Linked DNA regions of Homo sapiens: region 2 is linked to region 1. A link is a loop called in an ENCODE intact Hi-C map of the cell type or tissue named here. Cell type or tissue: ascending aorta. All regions are shown on one strand. Each heading gives the region's core, and the rest is flanking DNA. Links, peaks and the distances in the headings are about the cores only.

The links. A loop is a pair of places that touch in the nucleus more often than their neighbours do. Peaks named below come from ENCODE experiments on the same cell type or tissue, not always from the same donor. Only the 100,000 strongest peaks of a DNase experiment are listed, where the experiment ranks them.
Region 2: a loop joins it to region 1, with 2.9 times the contacts of the local background. A loop is called at or near these places in 2 of 110 quality-filtered maps.

Annotation. Positions count from the first base shown.
Region 1 is chr9:105,295,300-105,303,119 of GRCh38, reverse strand. It overlaps SLC44A1 (solute carrier family 44 member 1), which reads right to left. Exons shown (of 16, transcript NM_080546.5): 2 at 3,811-3,900. Among named protein-coding and RNA genes, the nearest start is that of SLC44A1, 55 kb to the right of the region's middle. RefSeq lists an enhancer at 2,945-4,144. In ascending aorta, for the core only: no CTCF peak of the experiment used is centred there; DNase peaks (open chromatin) are centred at 3,469 and 6,107; H3K27ac peaks cover 3,681 bases.
Region 2 is chr9:105,201,702-105,209,039 of GRCh38, reverse strand. All of the region lies in intron 2 of LOC112268038 (a long non-coding RNA gene), which reads left to right. Among named protein-coding and RNA genes, the nearest start is that of SLC44A1, 39 kb to the left of the region's middle. In ascending aorta, for the core only: no CTCF peak of the experiment used is centred there; DNase peaks (open chromatin) are centred at 1,633, 2,628 and 3,059; H3K27ac peaks cover 2,032 bases.

The DNA.
Region 1 (7,820 bases), core at 1,207-6,206:
AGGAGGAGCTGGGGTGGGATTTGAGCTGAGAAACCTATCCTGAACCCCTAACACAAGAACCTCTTAGTCATCCTTGATCTGTCTCTCACTTGTCTGCAACACTGATAACACCATTGATAAATGTTACGGATCCTAATTCTTCAATCTCTCTCTTCCTCTCCTTTAGCACTACTTTATTTCAGGTTTTTCACCTCTTATCTGGACCATTACATCAGCCTCCAGAGTGATCTGCCTGAAACCTCTTTCAACCTTCCAAGCCATCTTTAACATTAGCTGCCAGCGCCATCTTTCTAAACCCACTCATATCACTTCTTGCTCAATACTTTTCAGTGGTTTATCTGTGCCTATAATAGTGGGTCTCAACTTTGGCTGAACATCAGGTTTGCAGAGATTATATGAGAATCCCTGAGGTAGGCCTGAGGAATTAGGTTTTTTTTTTTTTTTTAGAAAAGATCCCAGCTAATTCTAGGCTGGGCACAGTGGTTCACACCGGTAATTCCAGCACTTTGGGAGGCCGAGGCATGCAGATCACTTGAGGTCAGGAGTTCGAGACCACCTGGCCAACATGGTGAAACTCCATCTCTATTGAAAATGCAAAAATTAACCAAGAGTGGTGCTGGGTGCCTGAAATCTCAGCTACTCAGGAGGCCGAGGCAGGAAAATTGCTTGAACCTGGGAAGCAGAGGTTGCAGTGAGCCAAGATCGCACCCTGCACTCTAGCCTGAATGACAGAGCAAGACTCTGTCTCAAAAAAAAAGAAAAGAAAAAAAAGAAGAGATCCCAGCTAATTCCAATGTACAGCTAGGGCTAAAAACCACTTGTTTACTGCCTTAATGAAATATACAAATTTATATTTGTATATTTATACAAATGTGCAATGTTACAAGTAATTCTTTGGAGCAGAGTTAAGTATATGCCCAGTAATTCCAAAATAGTGATGAAAGTTCAAATGTAGAAGATAGAACTTAAGAAGGCTGACAGCAACTTGCTTTGAAAAACACTCTAAGTTCTAGACAACTCAAGCATTAGAAAAACCTTGAAACTAAGGGAAGAAATAAAAGAGAAGTACAAATATTGATGAAGAGATGAACATGTATAAGATTTAATGGTAGAGATGAGTGAAAGATGACAAGATCTTAGAATATTTAAGAACTAGACCATAGGTATCAAAAAATCAGCAAAAAACTGCAAATAAAGTCAGAGAATAAAGGTATGGTTTGAGTGTCAGGCTGCAAGATTACTAAGAAGAAATAATCTGTAAGAGAAGCAGGCAGCTGGGCCACTCGATTAAAAGGACATAGCCAGAAAGTTCCAGTTCCTATTCTATCTTTGCCACTTATTTCCAGCAGTATATTCTTAGACAAGCTAATATTTAACCTTGCTATACTTTGTCTATAAGCAGGGGATAAAACCTATTTCATTGAAAAAAATTTAAAAGATACATACAGATATATATATATACACGTACTAAAGTGTTGAGCATAGATTAATGCCCAACAAATGTTTGTTAAATGTTTATTTTAAAAGTACTATAGAATGAAATCCAAAGAGAGAGAAATCGTCTAAAAATCGTTTAAAACAAATACTCAGAAGCCAAAAAATGCTGAATCTCTGTTGTGCCAAGGAATAGAACTTTGAGATTTCTTATTTCCACATGGCAAAATACGATGTTAGCTCAATTCCATGAAGGTAGTAATCCATTAAAGGAATCATTCGAAAACAAATAATGCTATGCCAACATTTAAAAGTACACACAGTGGGTCTTAATTACCATCATACTGAAATCAACATTATATTAATTACCATTGCATTAAAATGTTTCAGTAAACAAATAACTCCTTAGTCTCAAGTCACTCCCAAATCAGCCTATTAACATTAATGATTGCACTTTCCTGACCTGTTTTAGCACAGAAAATCCAAAGCACCTCGGGTGGCATGGTACATGTTTTTGTAAACAATTTTGAAAGGTCAGCTGCTATTTGTCCCAGGGTTACATTCAGGGAGTGGGGAAAGGCTGTGGACTAATTCTGTTATCAAAGAATCTTTCTATGGCAGGGTGCGGTGGCTCACGCCTGTAATCCCAGCACTTTGGGAGGCCGAGATGGGTGGATCACCTGAGGTCAGGAGTTTGAGATCAGCCTGGCCAACACGGTGAAACCCCATCTAAAAATTCAAAATTAGCTGGGCGTGGTGGTACATGCCTGTAATCCCAGCTACTTGGGAGGCTGTGTAAGGAGAATCACTTGAACCTGGGAGGTGGAGGTTGCAGTGAGCCGAGATCACACCATGCACTCCAGCATGGGCAACAAGAGCAAAATTCTGTCTCAAAAAAAAAAAAAAATTTTTTTTCTCCACACGCTGCATAAACATTCATGCATGTTATATTTCAGCTGCCATTCCATTAAACTAAGTAAACTTTTGAGCAATATCTTTTAAGTCATTAAGTTAGGAGATGAGTATTTTGACCTTTCCTAAATATCCTAAATTTGGTGAAACGGTGCTTTTATCTTTAAAATAAACACTCCTTATTTTACTGGATTTATCGTATCTCATTAAAATGTATTGCTTTCTTTTCCTTTTCTCAGAGGCAGAACTGGTACCTACAATTGTGCCTATTAGCCAAGATGACAGTTGTTCTGTGATTCACAAATGGCGCTGGCCTGGTGGGCAGTCAGAGGAGACAAAGAGCAAGATTTTCATAAAGAAACTCTATAAAAGGTATAGTAAGAAGGGGGTTAAAAATACACATGAGTAGGAACAAGGCTGCCTGAGGTAGTGTAATTGCATTTTGAATTGTAGAAGACTAAGAAAGAGAGAGCAATAATGTATCTGCAGAGTCCCCTTGAGGAAGAGGAAATGGGGTGTTAGAAAACAGCATTGATCTGGAAGTGAACAGACCTGGGCTCTGTTCTCAGCTCTGTCATGAACTAGCAGTGTGGCCTTGGGATAGTAATTTCCATCTCTGAGTTTGATGTTTTTAATCTGTAAAATAAGGGCGATGGACTAGATGAGGATTTCCATGTCCTTTCTACTTCTAAATATCAGACCGCTTTAAAAATAGCAGTTTTCTATGTTTTTTCCAGCCCAGCACACTGGCAGGGACTCTAATGCCACTGAAGTCTGTGTCAGAAACTCCTGTAGGGCAGAGTGAGTATGCAATTGAATGTGCACATCCTTAATACCTTATACCAGCAACTCTGCTCCTCCATTCTCTATACCCACTGGAAAATCACCAGGTCCCTTGATCTCTAATTGAAAGATGCCACTCATTACAGCAGACACAGCAGGCAGCAGGGGCCGTTGGAAAACCACCAGGTCCCTTCATCTCCAATCGAAAGATGCCACTCATTACAGCAGACACAGAAGGCAGCAGGGGCCTAGGACAGGCAGAAGGAGGAAGGAGCAGTGAGCAACCAGCCTCCCATCTAGGAAGAACTGTGGAACACCAAGTCCCTGAGAGGAAATGACTGCCCTAAAGATAACCAACAAGTTGGTGTGACTGGGTTGGGTGAATATGCAGGGCTCATGACTCATGGTCACTGTTTTGCTCACCACTCTATCAAGATCAACATTCAGAGACTTACGTCAAATGATTTGCTTTCTGAAATGGTCTATTGAATGGCATATGAGTCCCAGCTGCTCCTTAATTTGAGCTCAGTTTTCATGTAGAAAAACAAATCAAGAGTGACACAAAATACCACTGAATTGTATGAGGACTGGTATATTCCACAACTGCCCTCATTAAAACAACTACTCGTCATTCCCTTGGATCATGAGTCCAGTTTGGACCATCTGTGAGAGTTTCCTTACCATCCCAATGCAGAAGAGGATGAAGAGCAGCAGCCATGGTATGTCTGTGCAGCTACGGTCCTCCAGCGGCTTCCATTCTCGTTTGGAGCTCTAATTGGAAATACAAAATAAGAGAGTGTTAAATGCTAAGTTTAGTTAAAGTTAGAAGGGCACAAATACACCAGCTATAGCTAGAGCCCTTCTTTGCCAAACAAGTTTCTATTGAACCTTTAAGACACAACTCAAATATTTGTCACCTTTTCTGTGACGTTTATGCTAACCCCCACAGCTAATAACTCCACTGGCCCTACTCCCACCCCTCTTCCTGGCCAGGCCCGGTACTGAGTTCATCGCTTTTTTGGTACCTGTATTAGAGTTTTTAGCAGGCTAAATTGTCATTCTTATTTGTTATGCTGTGTCCCAGCAGACTGTGAGTGTCATAAGGAAGAGACCAGGCTTATTTCTCGGCATCTAACATGATGCCTGAGGGTTCATAATATGTACTCAGTGAGGGCTTTTTAAAAATGAATAAATAAATGAATACACTCTTCCAACTTCACTCTTAATGCTAGCTTTTTCTTTGTGTGTCCAGATGCTAAACTTAAAAAAAAAGTTAGAATGTGCTGTTTATATATATGTTCTCTTCTAGGAAAGATGCCCATCAAAATGGATTCCTATTCAGGCCGGGCCCAGTGGCTCACATCTGTAATCCCAGCACTTTGGGAGGCCGAGGCGGGCAGATCACCTGAGGTCAGGAGTTTGAGACCAGCCTGGCCAACATGGCGAAACCCCGTCTCTACTAAAAATACAAACATTAGCTGGGCGTGGTGGTGGGCTGTAATTCCAGCTACTCGGGAGGCTGAGGCAGGAGAACCGCTTGAATTCAAGAGGCGGAGGTTGCAGTGAGCCAAGATCGTGCCACTGCACTCCAGCCTGGGCAACAAGAGCAAAACTCCATCTCAAAAACAAACAAACAACAACAACAACAACAACAAAAACGGGATTCCTATTCAGGGGTAGATTTATCTAAGTCAAAAAAAAATTCAGTTTCTATAGACAGATCTGTGCAGCTCCTAAACAATCCATGCATTTTCATCTTGTTCCTAGAAAATGTTAGTTTCTAGATCAAACACAGAGAATCCTGAACTACAGAACTAGCGGCATTCTAAAAGTTAACTTGCAAAGTATTGACTGGAATTCCAACTGCATTTTTTTTTTTCTTATTTCAATAGTCTTAGGATCTCGGGTCAGCTCACAAATCCCTTTTAATGGAAATCTAACTGAAATAACCCCCCTGAGCTTTCTAATGAACAAAAATGCCCGAGTCTCACACCCTCTCCTGGAAACAGTAAGCAGTGAAGGGAGAAAGAAGGTATCCTTGGAAAACCTATGGGAAAGGTTCCTCTGAGAAGGTTCAGGCCTCCAGTGGCTTCCGTGACAAGATCCAGGAAGCTATTTGGAAAAGTCTTGTCAGGAGGAAAGGGCATGAGCAGGAGGGGGCTGGAGATAAGGGAGCCCTCTGGTACAATTAGTATATATAGAGTGCAACCAGGCTTAGTTCTCTCTCCCTCTAAAACCATAGTGTTGAACTATGTATCCTTTGATAACCTGATGAAAACTACAGATTCTTTTCTTAATATGTAAGCACAGGCCAGGCATGGTGGCTCATGCCTGTAATCCCAGCACTTTGGGTTGCCGAGGCGGGCGATCACCTGAGGTCGGGAGCTCGAGACCAGTCTGACCAACATGGAGAAACCCCGTCTCTACTAAAAATACAAAGTTAAACGGGTGTGGTGGTGCATGCCAGTAATCCCAGCTACTTGGGAGGCTGAGGCAGGAAAATCGCTTGAACCCGGGAGGCGGAGGTTGTGGTAAGCCAAAATCGCGCCATTGCACTCCAGCCTGAGCAACAAGAGCGCAACTCCATCTCAAAAACAAACAAAGAAAAAAAGTAAGCATATATTCACATAATTTTCATAAGAATTTAGGGAATTCAAACCCCAGATGAAAAAACACAACTTTAAAATATCTGCCTATCAACAATGAGGGCGGAGAATTGGAGTTAAAACAATTTCTTCCTAACCCCTAAAGTGTTAAACAAATGCTTTGTTATTGCCTTACACTGTATAATTGTTATGAACAGAACAAAACAAAAAACACAACCAGTTAGCTTGTTCCCAAACACCCACACAGAAAACAAAAGAGCACTAGTTAGTCATGGAAAAAAACCTTACCCTAAGACTCTAACTAGCATTAAAAACCAAGAATGAGTAGGCAGTTTTTTTCCCAGAGGAATGTAGCATTGTGGCGTAAGAGATGAAGGACTGGTTCTCTCCCTGGCTCTGTCATTAGTTAGCTACATGAATTTAGATAAATTGCTTCATATCTCTGGGTGGCAGGAAGGAGTTAGTCTGGATCTCTTAGGTTCCTTCCAACTCTAAAATCTATGATCAAGAACGCACTTTTGTGGAAACTTTGTTATGACTAGGAAAAACTGCAAAATAATTTGACATAATTCTCTGTATTATTCATATAAGAATGCCTGTATTGTGGTCTGTATTTTGGAAGACAGTTGTTCACAGTGTGAATAAAGAATGTTTCTTTGTATTAAATAATTTCAGTCTTGAATAGTACCCATTACAGTAAAACTGCTTCCAAACAGAGAATTTGGACACATGTTTGATATTCATTACGTTTACTCTATGGTAGTTTATAAAGCAAAAGCTACTTTGAAATGCTGTATTTGTTTGTCTTAACAAACAGCATGTATGGGGAGGGAAGAAAGGGAGAAGCCTCAGGTTGGTTGTGTAGTTTCTTTATCCCCAACTATTTTCTTAGTATTTTTACCTTAGACCAACATTCAGTTCATTAATGCCTAAATTTTCATCTATAACATACAGAGATAGTTCATTTTTGACCAGAAAAATACAAAGATTCAACATCTCAACAAGTCGATTCAACTTGCTGTGGGTCACGTCTGTGCTAAATACACAGAAATTCTTTCACTGGGAATGAGAAGTGGAGAGAGGGTAGGAGTTACATATAAAAAATACTGACAGAGTCTTAAGTAGTATGGAAGAACAAAAGTGATCACCCTCACTTGGACAAAGGAACACTTAGCGGAGGAGGGGTGGCTTACTTCACAGGGCTGTTTTGAGAAGCAAATGTGAGCACCAGTCACACAGCATGCACTCAATTCTTGGTTATTATTATTCATCAATACTTTTCAGTTAACCCTCTCTCTGTTATTAAAATATCCTTTTACCAAGTGGACCTTCCCACTAAAAAGGATATAAAGAATATTAAACTCTTTTTCCCTTATACGTACTAAAATTTTGACTTAATGGTGGCATATTTCATTTTAGCTGCCATTGTTAATGCCATCAGTTATTGATTACTATTAATCAGACATTAGACTCAAAGCTTTACAAATATTATGTCTTCTACATTCAAAACAGCTCATGTAGGTATCGTCTCTATTTCACAGATGAGGAAACTCAGGCTCAGAAGTTAAATAATCAGCCTAAGGTTTCACACCTGCACAATCAGTCTTTGGCGCCCTCCCCCCCACTCCCCGCCCCAAGTCTGTGACTCCAAAGCCTATTCCAATAAGACTATTTTTTATTTGTACTAGTTAGTAAAAAGCAATAACCTCAATTAGTTTCTCCTCACATTGAAAAATTTGGGAGCCAACTCAATAATTTTAAATCCTGTTGGTACAGGGAAAGCAAGTGAGATGTGTTATGAGCCATGAAGTTTCTCAAGTGAGTCAGAAAACCGAAGAGTTGAAAATTTTTAATAATTCTTTAACAGATTTAACCAAGTGGCAACAGGATTTAATGCTGTTTCTTCCAATTAAAATTCTGCATAGACCTAGCAAAAGTAAACTGTTTTGCAACAGCACTTTTTAAATGTGATTTTACCCCTTTCTCAGATTCCACATGAGATTAATACCAGGCTTTCAGTAAATGTTAGGTCTCTCCCCTTCACAGGATCTTGCGGTTTAGGAACTGAATAGTACCAAAATAATC
Region 2 (7,338 bases), core at 691-5,690, 94 kb after region 1:
AGCCTCATTATTTTTTACGTAATTTGTTTGAAGGAAGATTGAAATAATTTTCATTGTTTAAATATGATTCACACATTGCCGTCGGTCAATATGTCTTTTTTTTGTTTGTTTTGAGACGAATCTAGCTCTGTCGCCTCGGTTGGAGTGCAGTGGCATGATCTTGGCTCACTGCAACCTCTGCCTCCCAGGTTCAAGCATTTCTGCCTCAGCCTCCAGAGTAGCTGGGATTACAGGCACCCACCACCATGCCCAGCTAATTTTTGTATTTTTAGTAGAGACGGGGTTTCACTGTGTTAGCCAGGATGGTCTCAAACTCCTGACCTCGTGATAGGCCCACCTCGGCCTCCCAAAGTGCTGGGATTACAAGCGTGAGCCACCACGCCCAGCCAGTCAATATATCTTTTAGGTCTCTTTTAATCTATAGATTTCTCTGTATTTGTTGAGGAAACCTGATTCTGTTCAGTAGTTTCCCACAGTCTGGAGTTTTTGCATTCATCCCTGTAGTGGTATTTAACATGTTCCTTCGTTCCTTGCATTTCCTGTTCATTGGTAATTAAAACTAGAGTCTATATCAGACCCAGGTTCAATTTTTTAGCCAGACTACTTCGTAAGTGGTGTTGTGTTCTTCCATCAGGGGCATATAATATCTGGTGGTCTTTCTCCTGCTTGTTTTTCATTCATCCTTTCTCATATTTTCATATCTCACCTTTATGATTCCTGGAAAGGGGGCTGGGAGGTTGGGAGTCTGGCGGAGGGATTGCCAGCCTTTCTGCCTGCTCCTGTCATATTGCGTTGCTCTATTCCCTTGTTATTGGTCTATGCCATCAACATGGCTTTCCATTCCTATGGGGCATGATGGTGCTGCTAATGCCCTTCCCAGAGCTAAGGGGGGAACTGACATGTTGAAAAAACTTTAGAGGTTAACATTTTTTATTGCTTTTCTTCTTCCATGCTAGGGAATGCCAAGTCTGAGCCCTGCTGGCTTGTTATTGGTTCAGATGGCAAACAGCTATCAAGCAGGGAAGGGTCTGCTGGATAGGAAAGTAGCTGATGTACTTCCTTCCTGATCCATGCAGAATGGGAACGTAATTTCCAACTATTATTTGGTGCCCAAACTTCAAATTTAATGCTTCAGGCCTAAAGTCCAAACATAGTTGAACGCCATAAGAATGTTCCAGATTCCCTAGAGTTGGGTCAACATGGGACTGACATATATGAAGGATTTGCCTAACCATATATTGCCCACAGCAATATTGAATCCTTGCTCAAATTCCAGGCTAGTGTGTTGATTAGAAGTCTAGAAAAGAGAAAAAAAATGTCGTCAGTCATTACAGCCAGCCTTTCTACAAAATAATCTTTTTTTTTTTTAAAGATTCAGTAACACAGAGTATTTGTTTCTATTTGACCTCAATTTCTTCATCAACTAATTTTACCTCGTTGAATCCTAAGTGTAGCAGATTCTGTTGATACCTAGCCCTGTATCACTCTGGCCCACCTTTGAGTTCACATGCAGCTTGAGTGGGTCAGCTCCTGGCCACGTGGACAGGTGCCTACCTCATGTGCTTGTGGCTCCCTACTCTTCACCCAGAGGGTTTGCTCCTGTTCTACCAGAAATTATCAGACTGCTCAGGACATTGTGGAGGTACTGGGAACTTAAGATCCCCAGGTGCAACCCTTGACCCCTGAGAAATGAGAGTCAGTGGACACATCCCTCAGCTTCCCCATCCCTTGGCAGGATAATCCTGCGGCATGTCCTCCATGGAGCTTCAGAGGGTTCCCTGTAGGATTTATTGGTATTGGACTTTCCTACTCACTGATGCAACTTTGAACTTTTGTTCCTTTTCAGTCTTCCTTTCTCCACTATTTCACTTAAGTTTCCTGCAATCACTTCCCAAATAAGCCACCTAAACCCAATTTATTGTGTCAGAGCCTGCTTTTGGGACAACACAAACTAGTCAGGAAATAATTTTGTAAGTGACCTCAAAACGCTTTGGAACAAGTGTGTGTAAATAAGTAAATATTGAGCATTATGTGCTGGATACATCCACATGTGAGTCATCTCTAATCCTATGAGTGAGCTATTGATATCTCCACTTTTTTTAGATGAGAAAACTGAAAATATGAGACATGCAAAGAAATTGCCCAAGAACACATAACCCGTAAGAACGAAGATGCAAATCCATAAAGACCAGCAACATTGTCTTGGCTCTTGTTCTCCATTATGTTTTTGGTGGAAGATTTTCTCTAATAGCTGGCAGGTTTCTGTCTTTCATTCTTCCTTTTTTGAATTGTTCTATTTGCTTATCTATATTTTGAATGGGTGAATTTCCTGCCAGTTGAACTTCAAGTTGTAAGTAAAAAGGCCTATCTTGATGTGGTCTCCTAGCAACAATTTATGAAGCACTTTAAAGCAATTATTCTTCTCAAGCACGTTTCCAAATGTTGAAGCATGTTCATTCACTTCGATCATTACAATCTCCAAGAACATTCATTCTGTAGCACACAGTTCTGGTAATTATAAGCTCATCAACAGGTTGCTTAGTGAGCGGAGAGCAAGGACAAACCCCACTCTCCCCAGGAGCTGAGCACTTTGTTTCCAGCCTAGCAAGGCAGGGCAGGGCAGATCCACTCCTGCCCAAATGAGTCTTAGTTGATTTGTGGAGTGGTGAAGGGGGAAGAATATTTAAACCCCAAATAGCTCTCTGTAAAATGTGGAGTCCATGGCAACACACACAGTCCTAGGGAGGATTTGAATATCTAAGGCCTGAGTCTGCCATTCAGTTTTCTGTGCCTCTTCCTCTGGACCCCTCCCTCAGCCCACCCTAGATCTGGAGACTCAACATCAGGCAGAGGCCTCATCTTGCCTCCCATGGGTCCTTAAACATGTAGTTCTGCCCAAATTAGCCATTGGCCCTTCAATTTGTCTTTCTTTCCTTGTCTTTTTCTAAGAATTCTCTTTTATTTTTATCTTCCTTTGAGTGTTTTAGGACACAAGTCTGGAAGGGGATCTGGATTGCTGGCAGTCACCCTGTAGGTTCAGCAAATAGGAATGTCCATTTGGCAAGCTAGAGGGTTGTCCATCTGGGCTATGGTTGTGAAACCATCAGGCCTGACTCCAACTCCACTGGAGAGGAAATTACAATCAGGATGGTGCCTTGGACAAAAATTAAGCACTCCTGGGATGTTTTAGATCTAAGAAAGGGGAAGGTTGACTTTCCTACTAATCCGGGAAGCTGCTTTTTTAAAAAAACTCTTTATTTTGAAACATTTTAATTCACAAAAGAGTTTTTCTATACCTCTCACCTGCTTTCCCTAAGGTTAACATCTTATGTAACTGTAGCACACTTATGAAAATAAAGAATCAGTTGTATTGATAATGTTCTTATGAAGGGAAATTGTACGAATCCCAGGATAGTAAAGGCCAGATGCATGCACACACACACACGCACACACACACACACACACACCAGATAAACATATACAATATACAGACACATACACACCAGAAACACACACAACATGCATACAGATATTCACACAAATACAGATACATACACAACATAATACAGATATACACAACATACAGACACACACACATCAGACACACACAACATACAATACACAGACATACTTAGAACATAATACAGATATACACAACATACAGACACACACACATCAGACACACACAACATACAATACACAGATATACTTAGAACATAATACAGATATACACAAGATATGCATACACGACATACATATACATACAAAATACAGATATACACATGTGCATGCAGCAAGACAAAAATAGACACATGCAACATACATACAAGCACAAAGTATATACAGATATACATGCAACATACATACATACAGAGATATATGAACACATACAACATATGTACAGAGATACATAGCATACATGCTCTTAAAATTATGGCTCATACTTTATATACTGAGAGTGCTTCTTGGTGGAATTTGAGCTGGTTGATGGAGGCAGAAAAGTGCTGAGACAGAACTAAGGAACAATGGTGATGAAGCAGTCAGGGCATGGGGTCAAGAATGACTCTCTCTACCTGGAAATTGTTATTTCTTTGTGGAAATGGGGCTGCCATCTACCATAGTAATAGTTTGGGTTGCAAAATCTGACCCACCAAACACGTCAAGGAAGACTTGTTCAGATAAACTTTAGATATAAACTGTTCTGCCCCATTTACCCAGTCAGGGTAGGGTAGGTACAGCCAGCCCAAATTTCCTGGGTCCCCATGCAGGAACAGGAGCAGAAAGGAGAGATGTTTCATCCTGAGACTTGGCTAAAATGACATAAGCATTTATTATCTCTTGTAGTTTCTGTAGGTCAAGAATTTGGGAGCAGCTTAGCTGGATGGTTCTCGCTCAAGGTGACTCAGGAAATTCAGTCAAAATGTTGGCCAGGACTACAGTCATAGGAAGATCTGACTGGAGCCAGGCAATTTGCTTCCAACACAGCTCACATACATGAATGGCAAGTTGATGCAGCCTGTTGGCAGGTCGGGGCTCAGTTCCTTACCACATGGGTCTTTCTGTAGGGATCCTGGGTGTTCTTCTTGGCATGGTGGCTGACTCCCCCAGAGCGAATGATCTAAGAGAGCAACGCAGAAGCCTCAATGTCTTTTATGACCTAGCTTTGGAAGCCACACTTTGTCGTTTCTGCAGTGTCCTATTAGCTAACAGGTCAGCCCTATTTAGTGTGGGAAGGGACTATCCAAGAGTGTGAATATCAGGGGGCCATCTTGGAAGCTAACTACCACGTGATCTTTTTTTTCTGATGATTTCATTCCAATTTAATAAAGCACTTTTAGACTAAACCTCAAGGTATAGTCAAATATAGTCAAACTTGGTTTCAAAACCAAGTTGGTGAAGTTGGTGAAAGCTAAAGTTAGGTCTCCTAGATAAGATGATATTTGAGTTGGGAACTGAAGGAAATATAAGAGTTATGGAGAGAGTGGTGAGAGATGAGGTTAGAGAGGTGTGTATGTGTGTGTGTGTGTGTGTGTGTGTGTGTGTGTGCACCTGCGCGCCTTGTAGGCCATTGTAAGGACTTGGGTATTTTATTCTTTCCATAATTTGAGGAGCCTTGCAGGTAATATATCCCTGAGTGCTTTTGTCTTCTTCTTCCTCCTTTCCCTCTTATGTGTGGAGTTCAGATGACATGTGGGATTTTGGTGAGTTGTGAAGGAAGGAGGCCAGGACATTTGAAACAGAAATGGAAAATTTGTTTGATAGAAGTCACTGTCGGCCGGGCCTAGTGGCTCATGTCTGTAATTCCCAGCACTTTGGGAGGCTGAGGCGGGTGGATCACTTTAGGTCAGGAGTTGGAGACCAGCCTGGCCAGCATGGTGAAACCCCATCTCTACTAAAAATACAAAAAAATTAGCCGGGCATGGTGGCACATGCCTGTAGTCCCAGCTATCTGAGAGGCTGAGCCAGGAGAATGGCTTGAACCCAGAAGGTGGAGGTTGCAGTGAGCCAAGATCATGCCACTGCACTCCAGCCTAGGCGATAGAGCAAGACTCTGTCCCCTCTCCAAAAAAAAAATAGAAGTCACTGTTTTGCCATGAACAAACTGTGCGTGTGTGGTTGTGTGTGTGACAGAGAGAGAGACAGAGAGAGAGAAACGGAGACAAATATAAAGGGATTCAAGAGAGCAATATGGATTGGTAAAGCCTGTAACAATATCCTTTTCTTTTTAAAAGTTATTTTAACAAATTTGTACTTTAAAATTTTCCTGATTATCCAAGTAATATATGTTCATTAAGATAAGGCAAGAATCATGCATGATGTCATCACCCAGAGGCAATAAAATGCTTTGACATTTCCTAGATCCTTTTCCTGGGCATGTTTTCTTCCTTAAGTTGAGGTTATATTCCTTCTGTAATTTTGCATTCAGCTTTTCATATGCATTTTATTGAATTATTTAATAGCTTTTAATAACCATTAGAGAAAAAATGTGCATATGTTTCTTCTCTTGGTTTGCATGCTCGCTGTAAAAAAAAAAAAACAAAACAAAACCCACTGAATATAATTGTATTAGAGAGAAAGGGAAAGTACACCCAAATATTACTTCCTAAACCACTGTTGATGGTATAGTTTAATATCCTTCCAGACATATTTTTCTGTGTATTTGTAAGTGCATGTAGATGACACTTATAAATAAGTATTTGGAAATGTTCTATAATTTATTTTACTTCAATATCACTATTATTAATGTTTTCCATGTCAGTGAGTAGTACTGCATCCTTTAAACATCTTATTTTTTTCTGATTACAAAAGTAAGAAATGCTTTTTCTAAAGTATTTTTTATGGTTGTGTAATATTCCATCATATAGAGATATACCATTATTTGGGTAATGGTTACCCTGTTATTTCCATTTTTGTTATTATGACCAATCCCATGAGAACCACCTTTGTAATCCCCCCTGCATTTCTGATTATTTTGTCTGGTTCAATTCTGAGTATTAGAATTTCCAAGTCAGGATTTAACAACTCTATAGTACATATTTGCTATTTGTTTCTCCATCATCATTCTATGCGTTGTAAAAACAGTAAAAACTCTCAATTATTTTTTCTTAAAAATATTTAACAAATCCCACTGTAATAATGTAAAATTTAAAATTTGAATAGAAATCATATATAATCTCTCCACCATAATAAATCAACTTTTTTTTAATATTCTCTTTTGATCCTTTTTTATGTACACGCCTATATATACCTTTAGACCAGAAGTCAACAAACTTTTTCTTTTTTTTTTTTTTTTGAGATGGAGTTTCGCTCTTATTGCCCAGGCTGGACTACAATGGCCCAATCTCGGCTCACTGCAACCTCTGCCTCCTGGATTCAAGCGATTCTCCTGCTGCAGCCTCCTGAGTAGCTGGGATTACAGGCATGTGCCACCATGCCTCGCTAACTTTGTATTTTTAGTAGAAACAGGGTTTCTCCATGTTAGTCAGGCTGGTCTCCAACTCCTAACCTCAGTTGATCCGCCCGCCTCAGCCTCCTAAAGTGCTGGGATTACAGGCGTGAGCCACCACGCCTGGCCAGACTTTTTCTTTAACAAGCAGATATTAATATTGTAGGCTTTGTGTGCCACATGGTCTCTATTAAAACTGCGCAACCCTGCCATTGTATCATGAAAGCAGCCATAGACAACATGTAAACATGAGAACGCCATAAAATTGTATTCACAAAACCAGGTGGCTGGCCTGTGTTTCTGGAGCCATTTTAGGCAATTGTTCTTTATAATCAGTTGAAACTATTTGATCATTCATAAACTGAACTAACTTTCTGAGTCTCTTTTATTTG